2 separate regions of the Homo sapiens genome follow, and region 1 is linked to region 2. The links are chromatin loops, found by intact Hi-C in ENCODE. Cell type or tissue: HCT116. All regions are shown on one strand. Each heading gives the region's core, and the rest is flanking DNA. Links, peaks and the distances in the headings are about the cores only. Region 1 overlaps LINC03036 (long intergenic non-protein coding RNA 3036). Region 2 holds the start of PRLHR (prolactin releasing hormone receptor).

Evidence for each region. Hi-C counts contacts between places; a loop is a spot of excess contacts. Peaks named below come from ENCODE experiments on the same cell type or tissue, not always from the same donor. Only the 100,000 strongest peaks of a DNase experiment are listed, where the experiment ranks them.
Region 1: a loop joins it to region 2, with 2.1 times the contacts of the local background. A loop is called at or near these places in 3 of 110 quality-filtered maps.

What each region holds. Positions count from the first base shown.
Region 1 is chr10:118,797,810-118,803,182 of GRCh38, reverse strand. All of the region lies in intron 3 of LINC03036 (long intergenic non-protein coding RNA 3036), which reads left to right. Among named protein-coding and RNA genes, the nearest start is that of CACUL1, 46 kb to the right of the region's middle. In HCT116, for the core only: a CTCF peak has its summit at 2,075; DNase peaks (open chromatin) are centred at 3,212 and 4,702.
Region 2 is chr10:118,591,275-118,596,647 of GRCh38, reverse strand. PRLHR (prolactin releasing hormone receptor) reads left to right here and starts at 1,000. Exons shown (of 2, transcript NM_004248.3): 1 at 1,000-1,132; 2 at 1,398-5,373. The coding sequence starts at 1,404. The coding sequence ends at 2,516. RefSeq lists enhancers at 1-423, 424-1,232, 1,233-2,041. In HCT116, for the core only: a CTCF peak has its summit at 2,117 (motif pointing left); no DNase peak of the experiment used is centred there; H3K27me3 peaks cover 2,693 bases.

The DNA of each region.
Region 1 (5,373 bases), core at 142-5,141, 210 kb before region 2:
GGCAAGCCTATTGTTTGGCACCCAAGATGCTTATCAGTAAATCAGTTCAAAAGTAGCCTGAGTTCAAGTGTTCTTTAAAGGTGAACCAATCAAGTTGATCTGGTGGAATTTATTCAAATTTTTGTACCCTCTTAATCTCTATGTAGAAAAGATGAAGAAGGCCCAGCATGGTGGCTCAGGCCTGTAATTCTAGCACTTTGAGAGGCCGAGGTGGGAGGATTGCTTGAGCCCAGGAGTTCGAGACTAGTCTGAGCAATATAGTGAGATCCCCATCTCTACACAAAATAATAAAATTTTAAAAAAGCAAAGAGGAATAGATGTTCATTTGAATCAACGTATACAATTTTGGTGGAAGGGCTATGTGTATCTGAGAGCGGCAAGACCAGACCAAGTGATGTAAGGCAAGCAGGTCCAGAGTCAGAGGCTCCTGCAGGCCCCACAAGGATTAGGGGCCCCTAGGACACAGGCTGTGCCTGCGTGAGCGGCCCCTGTCAGCCACCCCACCACGCCCTTTTCCCTTCCCCCACCATGCTCCAGACATGTCTGGACTTTCTTCCAGGCCTTGCTAAGGGCTCATGACCCATGCTCTGCCTCTTCCTGGACCCCTCTTTTCTGCCTTCCACACGGCCAGCTCCTTCTTACCTTCAGGTCTCAGAGAGGCCTTTCCTCCCTCTGTCCTCCTCCCCACTCTTCCAAAGGACACTCGGCCAAGTCCTTCACAGCATCATTCTGTCCTTATTCACATCTGTTTGTTTGTTTTGTTTGCTGTCTACCTTCCCCGCCATAGGGTGTCAGCGCCACGCCCTGCCTATCAGCGCAGTGCCCAGTGCACAGGGCCTCATGCGAGGAGTCACTTGGTAGATGTGGAATAAAGGCATGCATCTGGCTGGGGGGGGGGTGGCTCACGCCTGTAATCACAGCACTTTGGGAGGCTGAAGTGGGCAGATCACAAGGTCAAGAGATCGAGACCAGCCTGGCCAACATGGTGAAACCCTGTCTGTACTAAAAATACAAAAATTAGCTGGGCGTGGTGGTGCACGCCTGTAGTCCCAGCTACTCAGGAAGCTGAGACAGGAGAATCTCTTGCACCCAGGAGGCAGAGGTTGCAGTGAGCCGAGATCGTGCCACCACACTCCAGCCTGGCAACAGAGTGAGACTCCGTCTCAAAAAAAAAAAAAGGCATGCATCTATGAATGAAAAACCAAATTAGGAAAAGTGAAGGAGGAAAGAAAAAATTAAAGGAGATCTTCAGTGAAAGTAAATAAGTCCCCCGCTTCACCAGGCAGCAACAAAGAGGAGCGTCCACTTCTGGTGGAGATCAGGCTACATCAGCCACTGCCATTTCCTGACCTAGGAGCTCCTAGTCCCTCTGAGGAGGTGGATCCTCTGAGAGGGCAGTTGCTATGGAGGTGGAGCCGAGAGGTGATTCCTGGCTGCTCCCAGACTATGCCAAAGAGGCAGAGAGATGTGGTAAGTGTACAAGAATGACACAGGAGTTTATGGGAGTTCAAAGACTCTCTGACCAGTCCGAGAATAAAGCATTAGGGAAAAAGGCACTGGGGAGAAGTTGCCAGGAATTCTCAGCATCAAGCAGGAGGTTACCCACTTAATGTTTGGTATGGCGTTAGAGGCTGTCCTCAATGGGATAATCAGATAAGCATTTTTTTTTCCCGAGACAAAGTCTTGTTCTGTTGTCCAGGATAGAGTGCAATGGCATGATCTCGGTTCACTGCAATCTCTGCCTCCCGGGTTCAAGCTATTCTCCTGCCTCAGCCTCCTAGGTAGCTGGGATTACAGATGCCCGCCACCACGCCCGGCTAATTTTTGTATTTTAGTAGAGATGGTGCTTCACCATGTTGGGCAGGCTGGTCTCAAACTCCTGACCTCGTGATCTGCCCGCCTCAGCCTCTCAAAGTGCTAGGATTACAGGCGTGAGCCACCACACCTGGCCCAGATAAGCATTTTAAACACTGACACCCCTAATTGCTCTGTTACAGGACATAACAGATGTGGACTGTCATACACTAACTACTGAGAAAAATAATTTGAGCTGCCCCCAGGTGGTGCTGCCTGCCAGCCAACCATTCACTGTGGGCAGTTGCTCTCTTTGTTCAACAGAACATGCGTAACTATTTGAACATTTTACTGTGCTTTGTCCATGTTGTTTTACAAAAACAAGTGGAAAGTAGAAAAAAAGAGTAATCTCAAAAATAAGCAATATAAGTTTTCTATGCTTAATACACTTGCTTCCAAAATGGAGATCAGTGGCCAATCTTTGAGTTCAATTGAATGCTTACTGGACTTAAGTGGGTCCACTGTAGACTTAATGGCAAAGGAAAAGAACAACATATAAGAAAATGCTATAAATATGTAACTGGAATTTAAAACTATTTTGGACCTCTCAGAATCAGGGCCACTACGAGCTAAATGGTGTCTTGTGCAAATTGGGAAAAGGAATTCCTTTCTTTTCTGGATAAGTACAACTCTACATCAGGATACACATCTAGATTTCAGTCTAACCCTTGGTCAGATGCCCTTGTGTAGTGTACAGCCTTACCAACTCTACAGTGCTGCCTGGGATGGAACAACCACTTATAATGTGTAAGTCTCTAATTGCACTCTATACAGTTAATTTGATACATATTTTCATATTTACAAAAGCAGAGGACTGCCTGTGTACAGTTTTTCTGTTCACTTACTTGTAAATTAGAAGGCTTGTCTCATATTTGAGACATACCTATGCAATTTGAGAATGCAGGATCATTAACTATGAAAAACTGCCTGAAGGGCAAGACCAGGGTTCACATTCCCCTCCTTCAGCAATCCTACTGCCTTTTTAGAGCAGAAGCTGCTCTTTACCTTGTTTCCTAGTTATTTGGATGGCTTCTTCCTTCTTCTACTAGATTGTCAACTCTCTGAGGGCAAGAGCTGTTTGTCTCATTTGTCTCTTTACTTCTAGCAAACAGTACAGAAACTTGTGGGGGTTCGTTGATTTCACTTTGATAGACAATGACAAGAATTTCTGCAATAATTGTTGTTATAATGCAGAAGGGTTGATATATTTTCTCCAGGTGCTTGTACCTCTGAGCTTCTATAGCCTTCTGAGCATATGCAGCACCTGGCTAACTGATTTGCTTTTATTTTAGAGGTTGATGGGAAAACCACTCAGACACCAGGAGGTGTTATGGCTCATGGACGTTTGTTAAGTATCAGATGTTACTCAGGACTGAGTCATGCCTTTTCAAAAGGACTGCATTTGGAGACTGGCGGGTTCTAGCACTTTCAATGAATAGTGCATTTTTTTTTTTAGTGGGTTCCTTCCTATCCATGCCTGGGAGCATGGGCTGAGCTTTTGGAGTAAGCCAAATGGGATAAAGGGTCAGATGTCGGAAAAAGGAAGCACCCACAGTGGCCGTACATGTGATGGGCTTTTGGGCAGCACCACGGACCATGGAATGGAATGGCTTAGGTCCTCTTCATGAAGAAATAACTCTGGGATACACTTAGGAAAACTGCAGGACCCTTTCAGTTGGCCACACAATGGAGCTGCATCAGCTGGGTGCTGCCTCAAAGAGGAGTGAGTTGTGCTCATTTCCCGAATGTTGCAAATCTGGAAATTATCTTACGTTGGAAAAGCGATGACTGTTCCTGCACTCTCCCCCAATTTCCTGAAAACTTTGATTTTTTTAGGATATTCTGAGAAGAGTAAAAACCCACGGCTGTGGCCAGGTGTGGTGGCTCACATCCGTAATCCTAGCACTCTGGGCGAGAGAGACATCAGGTGGATCACCTTAGGTCAGAAGTTCAAGGCCAGCCTGGCCAACACGGTGAAATCTTGTCTCTACTAAAAATAAAAAAATTAGTCGGGCTTGGTGGCGCATGCCTGTAGTCCCAGCTACTCGGGAGGCTGAGGCAGGAGAATCGCTTGAATCCGGGAGGTGGAGATTGTAGTGAGCCGAGATCACGCCATTGCACTTCAGCCTGGGCGACAAGAACAAAACTCTGTCTAAAACAAACCAACCAACCCACAGCTGCTCCTTCTAAGCTATGTTTTATGCCACAGGCCCTTGGGTAATGTGTTTCCGCTTCTCCCCAGATAGAATACCACTCATTTTAGCTTAATGTCTTTGTTCTTGAAATTGTCCGTCTCACCCAATCTTCCTCCCATCTCAGAGGCAGGAATAAAGCTTACCTTGTTCAGCAAGCAGAGTACTGGCTCTTGGGTGGAGGAAATGTATTCACAATTTACAGATAAACCTCACAAAGTTGTTTCTGATCAGCAATTGCTTTGAGAGTGAATCTCTCCTCAAACTCCACCAGCAGATTGTGTTCTGTGTTGCCTTTCTCAGCAGCTTTCTGGATCCTTTTGGGCTAGGAGCAGCTCTTCTCGGGCTTCATGCTTATTTTCTGTAAAATGAGCAGGAAGTCAATGTCTCCTAAAGTCTTGCCATTTCAAAGTGTGCTCCTGGGACAAGGGGAATCTGCAGCACTCTGAAACTTGCAAGAAACGCAAAAAAAAAAAAAAAAAAAAAAAAAAAAAATTCAGGCATTGCACCAGGACTTCAGAATCTGTGTCCCCAGGTGATTGGCTTGTACATGGAAGGTCGAGAAGAGCTACTCTGAAGTCCCTTATTGCTATAAAGCTTTATGATTCTTTGGGAAGGTATCCTGTAGCAACAGCCAAAACACATTGAGTCCTTAACTCTGTGCCAGGGATTCTTACATGAGCTCATCTCATCCTCAGCACAAGCCCAAGGCAGGGGTAATCATGATTCATATTTTACAGGCGAGAAAGCTGACACTTGGCTCAGAGAAACTGGCTTCCTTGGCAAAGGTCACCCAGCTAATTGGGTACAGAGCTCGATCCACCCTCAGGTCAGCCTGACTTCAACCTCCCCTCTATGTGGTGTTGCCTCAGGGGTCCAAGGCAAGGTTTTGAGGAGGAATTGACCTGTGAACTTTGTATTGTCAGATGATGAGTTTGCCAGGTTGTAAGTGGGAGAGAGTCATTCCAGAGGAGAAAAGAACCAGCGAGTGGCCCAGAGGAAGGAGAAAGCTGGGCAAGTCCAGAAGGTGGTCTGAGATTTAGTTTTAACAAAATGAATGTTAATTTGGTATGAGCTTGTTTCTGTTGAGCACAGGGTGGGAGGAGGGAGAGATAGTCAGGTTACCGAAATTACCAGCAAGTTTAGATGAAATCTAATGACATTTTAATGTGTTTTCTGAAGATACTGTCTATTGAACTGAAATATATCACACCAGTGAAGTATGCTCATTGTTCTGGAGAAAGATCATTCTTGCGGATTGACTTTGATTTTTGTAATTTTGCTGCCAATATGTAAAAAAGGTCAACTTCACCCTTGCTACTTAAAG
Region 2 (5,373 bases), core at 104-5,103:
GAGAAAGGGTGAGCCGGGGAGTCGCTGGGCCAGACTGAAGTGTGCCTGTGTAGAATAACTGGCAGGAGAGCTGCATTTTCTGACCCCGGGAGGTAAAAGACGACGCCGTCCTTGGCACTGAGTGCGGTGACCACCAAGAGGAGCAAAAGTCATGAGTCTCCGACCCCCAGGCCCCCGGCTCAGCTGCCTCCACTCCACCCTACTCTTCTCAGCCCCAGCCCAGAAAGCAGGCAGCGAGGCAGGTCTTTGAACCGGACCAGGTTCCTTCCCCAAACACCCGGATCCAGAGAGGGGCAGGAATTCCCTAGTCATTTTCCCCTGCTCCTCCCCACATCATCCGCCCGAGGGGCGGCAGATCCAGCGGAAGCTGTCCGTGGTGCTGACTCCTGCCTTTGGCTTGGCCGGACCCGCTGCCCGCTGAGCGCGCTGCAGCCAAGCAGGGGGCTCGTGTGGCGGGGCCACGGGAGGGTGAGGGTCCTCAGGTCCGCGACCAGCTCCAGGCTCTGCTGTTAAATCCCAGCCCGAGCCCTCTAGCGTCTCTGCCCTCCGCAACCTGGCCGCTAGGCAGGATCCAGCCTTTAAGAACGGGTCAGTCGTGCCTCTCTCAAGCCCCCAGCTGCATTGCAATCTCCCACCGCTACTTCCTTCCCCGCTCCTTCCCTCCTAAGACTGCACCGGCTCCTCCCGATAGCCTGACGCTTCGCGCCTCTCCTCCGCCCTCCTCCACTGTGCGCTCCTCCGGACCCTGACCCTCCAGGGGCCGTGCAAGCTCCTGCAGTAGAGATTCGTCCTCTTCGCTGCTCTGGCCAGGTTTGCCGGCCCCTCCTCCCGTTTCGGATTCCATCCTCCCCACACTGTCCTCTTCACTAGTTCTCTAAGCACCGAGCATGGCAGAGCGCGCTCCACCCCTATTTTCCATACATGGGAGCTGGAGTGGGGGGCGGAGCTGAGGGGAGGCGCTCCCAGTCCCTCTAAGAAGCTGCTAGCCCACTGGGAAACATTTGGATCCGTTCAGCTCCCGCGGAGAAGCGAGACCGGATCACCGACGTGGGCAGAGGACTACCGAGGGCCAGCAGAAATTCTGCCCCTTCTTCCCGCGAGTGCTTTCCCGCTCTCCAAACCCCACTCCCAGGTAGGATCGCGCTCCTGAGTCTGCCTGCGTGGACTGCGAGGACCGTAAATAGAGGCGGAAGCGTTTAAATAAACCGTATGTTCTAACCGTGCTTAGGTTTATTTTACAGAGGTGAGAGGACAACACTTTTTGCTACTTTTGCTGTTGTTCTGTGGCCGGTTATTCCCAAGGGAGGACTCAGGCGATGGGGGAGGGGCGCGGCTGGTGTAGGAGGTCGGATGGAGTATGGCAAGGGAAGTGACGGACTTTGATTACCTTTGAACAGGTGGCCATGGCCTCATCGACCACTCGGGGCCCCAGGGTTTCTGACTTATTTTCTGGGCTGCCGCCGGCGGTCACAACTCCCGCCAACCAGAGCGCAGAGGCCTCGGCGGGCAACGGGTCGGTGGCTGGCGCGGACGCTCCAGCCGTCACGCCCTTCCAGAGCCTGCAGCTGGTGCATCAGCTGAAGGGGCTGATCGTGCTGCTCTACAGCGTCGTGGTGGTCGTGGGGCTGGTGGGCAACTGCCTGCTGGTGCTGGTGATCGCGCGGGTGCGCCGGCTGCACAACGTGACGAACTTCCTCATCGGCAACCTGGCCTTGTCCGACGTGCTCATGTGCACCGCCTGCGTGCCGCTCACGCTGGCCTATGCCTTCGAGCCACGCGGCTGGGTGTTCGGCGGCGGCCTGTGCCACCTGGTCTTCTTCCTGCAGCCGGTCACCGTCTATGTGTCGGTGTTCACGCTCACCACCATCGCAGTGGACCGCTACGTCGTGCTGGTGCACCCGCTGAGGCGGCGCATCTCGCTGCGCCTCAGCGCCTACGCTGTGCTGGCCATCTGGGCGCTGTCCGCGGTGCTGGCGCTGCCCGCCGCCGTGCACACCTATCACGTGGAGCTCAAGCCGCACGACGTGCGCCTCTGCGAGGAGTTCTGGGGCTCCCAGGAGCGCCAGCGCCAGCTCTACGCCTGGGGGCTGCTGCTGGTCACCTACCTGCTCCCTCTGCTGGTCATCCTCCTGTCTTACGTCCGGGTGTCAGTGAAGCTCCGCAACCGCGTGGTGCCGGGCTGCGTGACCCAGAGCCAGGCCGACTGGGACCGCGCTCGGCGCCGGCGCACCTTCTGCTTGCTGGTGGTGATCGTGGTGGTGTTCGCCGTCTGCTGGCTGCCGCTGCACGTCTTCAACCTGCTGCGGGACCTCGACCCCCACGCCATCGACCCTTACGCCTTTGGGCTGGTGCAGCTGCTCTGCCACTGGCTCGCCATGAGTTCGGCCTGCTACAACCCCTTCATCTACGCCTGGCTGCACGACAGCTTCCGCGAGGAGCTGCGCAAACTGTTGGTCGCTTGGCCCCGCAAGATAGCCCCCCATGGCCAGAATATGACCGTCAGCGTGGTCATCTGATGCCACTTAGCCAGGCCTTGGTCAAGGAGCTCCACTTCAACTGGCCTCCTAGGGCACCACTCGAGGTCAATCTGGTGCTTATTCTCAGCACCAGAGCTAGCTAAGCCAACATAGGGCAACATTTCCAGCCCAGCCCTCTTGTCCGGCTGTCTGTCTTGTCCTTGTGTGTTTGTAAAATGTTAAGCGGGCTTTGGTGAGAGTCTTGCTCTTTGCTTGGGGGAGGCCAAAGAGAGGGAAGAGGATTTCTTATTTCTTCTTTATGCCCTTGAAGGACAAACAAAACTTTTTCTCCACGTTCAGAAAAGTATTTCAGAACCACGATTGCCTTCCTGGCGTCCCCTCCTCCTGCTCGTTGGTGAAATGAACAATATGAATGGGATTTAAAAGGAATGCATTGGGCTTGGTAAAGATTTTCAGTTTGCCTTTAGAAAAAGGACCCAGCTGAGAGTACCATGATATTGCTTAGTCCATTTGAACCCTTGCATTCCTAGAATTTCAGGTAAATATGTATTAAAACTCTACATCTAGGATTTCAGCATTTCCTGAGTAAGACCTTTATATGCCAAAAGGGTTTCGTTTTAAAACCACTTGAGTTTATAGTACAAAAACACCTACAAGCTCCCTTTAGAAAGGTCTTGCTATTGTTTCTCCCCTTTCCTCCCCAACTACTATTTAAAAATGATGAGACGAATTAGTCAATGAAGAGATAGATAAATAAAGAGGAAAAGGTCCAATTCACTTAAGAGGTCATTCAATTGTACCTAAGGACAGACATCCTCTGTGTATGTGTGTTTGTGTATGTGTGTGTATGTGTGGGTACACATTCAGTGTTTGCCACAAAGTGGGCACTCAAATATTTGGTTTTCTGAATACTCAATGTAAACTGTGTAGCGTGGCATTCTCCTGCAGTCTCTAATTGCTCACTTGCAACAGATCAACAGCTGTCATCTGACTGCTCAGCACCTGCTCTGTAGTGATTCTTGGAACATGATCAACCCAGAAATCAAGGACCGGCAGAAGTTTACTTAAGGACAGAACAGAAGAATAAGCTACCACCCACATGATGTGTAGATCAAACACTAATTACCTCCAGGGTTAAGGGAAAAGGTGAAGACTGTGGAGCATGATACCAGGCTGATAATCATCACCTTAACCTCCTGTGAGTTCTGTAAATGAGGACAAGTGCCTTGGGACAAAGGTCTCCACACTGTTGGAAAAGCAACTTGGGCAGTGAGGGCAGGAGTCTTGGGAAATGATACATAATATCCAGCTGTCAGATCAGCCTCTGTGTTCCCAGTAACTCAGTCACCATCTGTAGGGTTCAACTACTTTCCCAGCTCACTGAACACAAGAATCACTGTTTCACCTCCTCCTGCTTCTCTTATTCAGAAATAAGCTCAATTCATTCATTAAAATGTGCCCTAAAAGGAAAGGAAAGAGGGATGATATGGGAATGACAAGGGTTCAATCCTATTACATTCATGTCAACAACCATGGTGGGAGTGGGAGTGATCACGGTTGGGCTGGTTGGCATAGGAATCTTTAGTAGTTACAGGGCTAGACTTTTTGCACACAGTAAAGGGTAGGAAAGGCTGGCTTGGGAGAAAGGAAAAGGCAGGCAAAGATGGGTATGGAGGTTACCTCTGGCAATGGTGCTAAATGAACTTGAGCTTCATCCGTGGATTGGAGAACAAAGAACCTGTGTGCTAATAGTGCAACCCACCCCTGCCCCAGATAAGCTCATCTCCCAGGCATCCCGAGGACTGGCTCCTGTGCTTCCAGCAGCTATATTACTTGGGAGGCTCAGGGCCAGACATTTCTCATTTCCTCAGAGAGTTCCTTTGATGGTCATGTGTGGAGAGTGTAGATGGTAGAGGGGAAGGAGAGGGATTATTTGGGGAGGGATCTGATTCATCGTCGGCTCTTTGTTGGAAGGTTTGAATCACTGGTTCTCAACCCTGGCTGCTCCTAGAATCACCTGGGGAACTTTTTTTTCTTTTTGTAATTGATGTCTGGGCTCTCCTCCCAAGAGTCTAGTTGATTTGAGATGGTGCCTGGACACTAGCATTTTCCAAAGCACTTCAGGGGATTTTAATGTGCAACCAAGATTAAGCACCTTAAGAATTATCCTTTCTAGGGCTGGGCATGGTGGCTTACACCTGTAATCCCAGCATTTTGGGGGACCGAGGCAGGCAGATCACAAGGTCAGGAGTTTGAGACCAGCCTGGCCAACGTGTTGAAACCCTGTCTCTACTTAAAATACAAAAATTAGCCAGGCGTGGTGGCGCACGCCTGTAATCCCAGCTACTCGGGAGGCTGAGGCAGGAGAATTGCTTGAACCCAGGGAGGCAGAGGTTGCAGTGAGCTGAGATTGTGCCAGTGTACTCCAACCTGGGTGACAGAACAAGACTCCATCTCGGGGTGGGGGGTGGGGGCGGGAATCCTCTTTCTAATGAATCTCAGAAACATCCGAATGAAGCTTTAGTTGTACCTGCCAAAGGTGTTAATAATTTGGAGCTGAATTTGACGGTGTTACATGCCATACTTAGAGAATACTCTTTTAGTCTTCAGGCAATACCAGCTCAATCACAAAGAGGCAAATTATTGAAATCAGAATATATAGGGATTCGTTCAACAGTTTACTTACATATTTCTTATGTATCAGTCCAATCAATTCAGAAGGAATATCATCATTCAACCTTAGGTCAATTGTATTATAAAGTTACATACCATGGCCAGGTACCATGGCTCACATCTATAATTCCAAAACTTTGGGAGACCGAAGAGGGAGAATTGCTTGAGCCCAGGAGTTCAAGACCAGCCTGGGAAATATGGCAAAACTCCATCTCTACAAAAA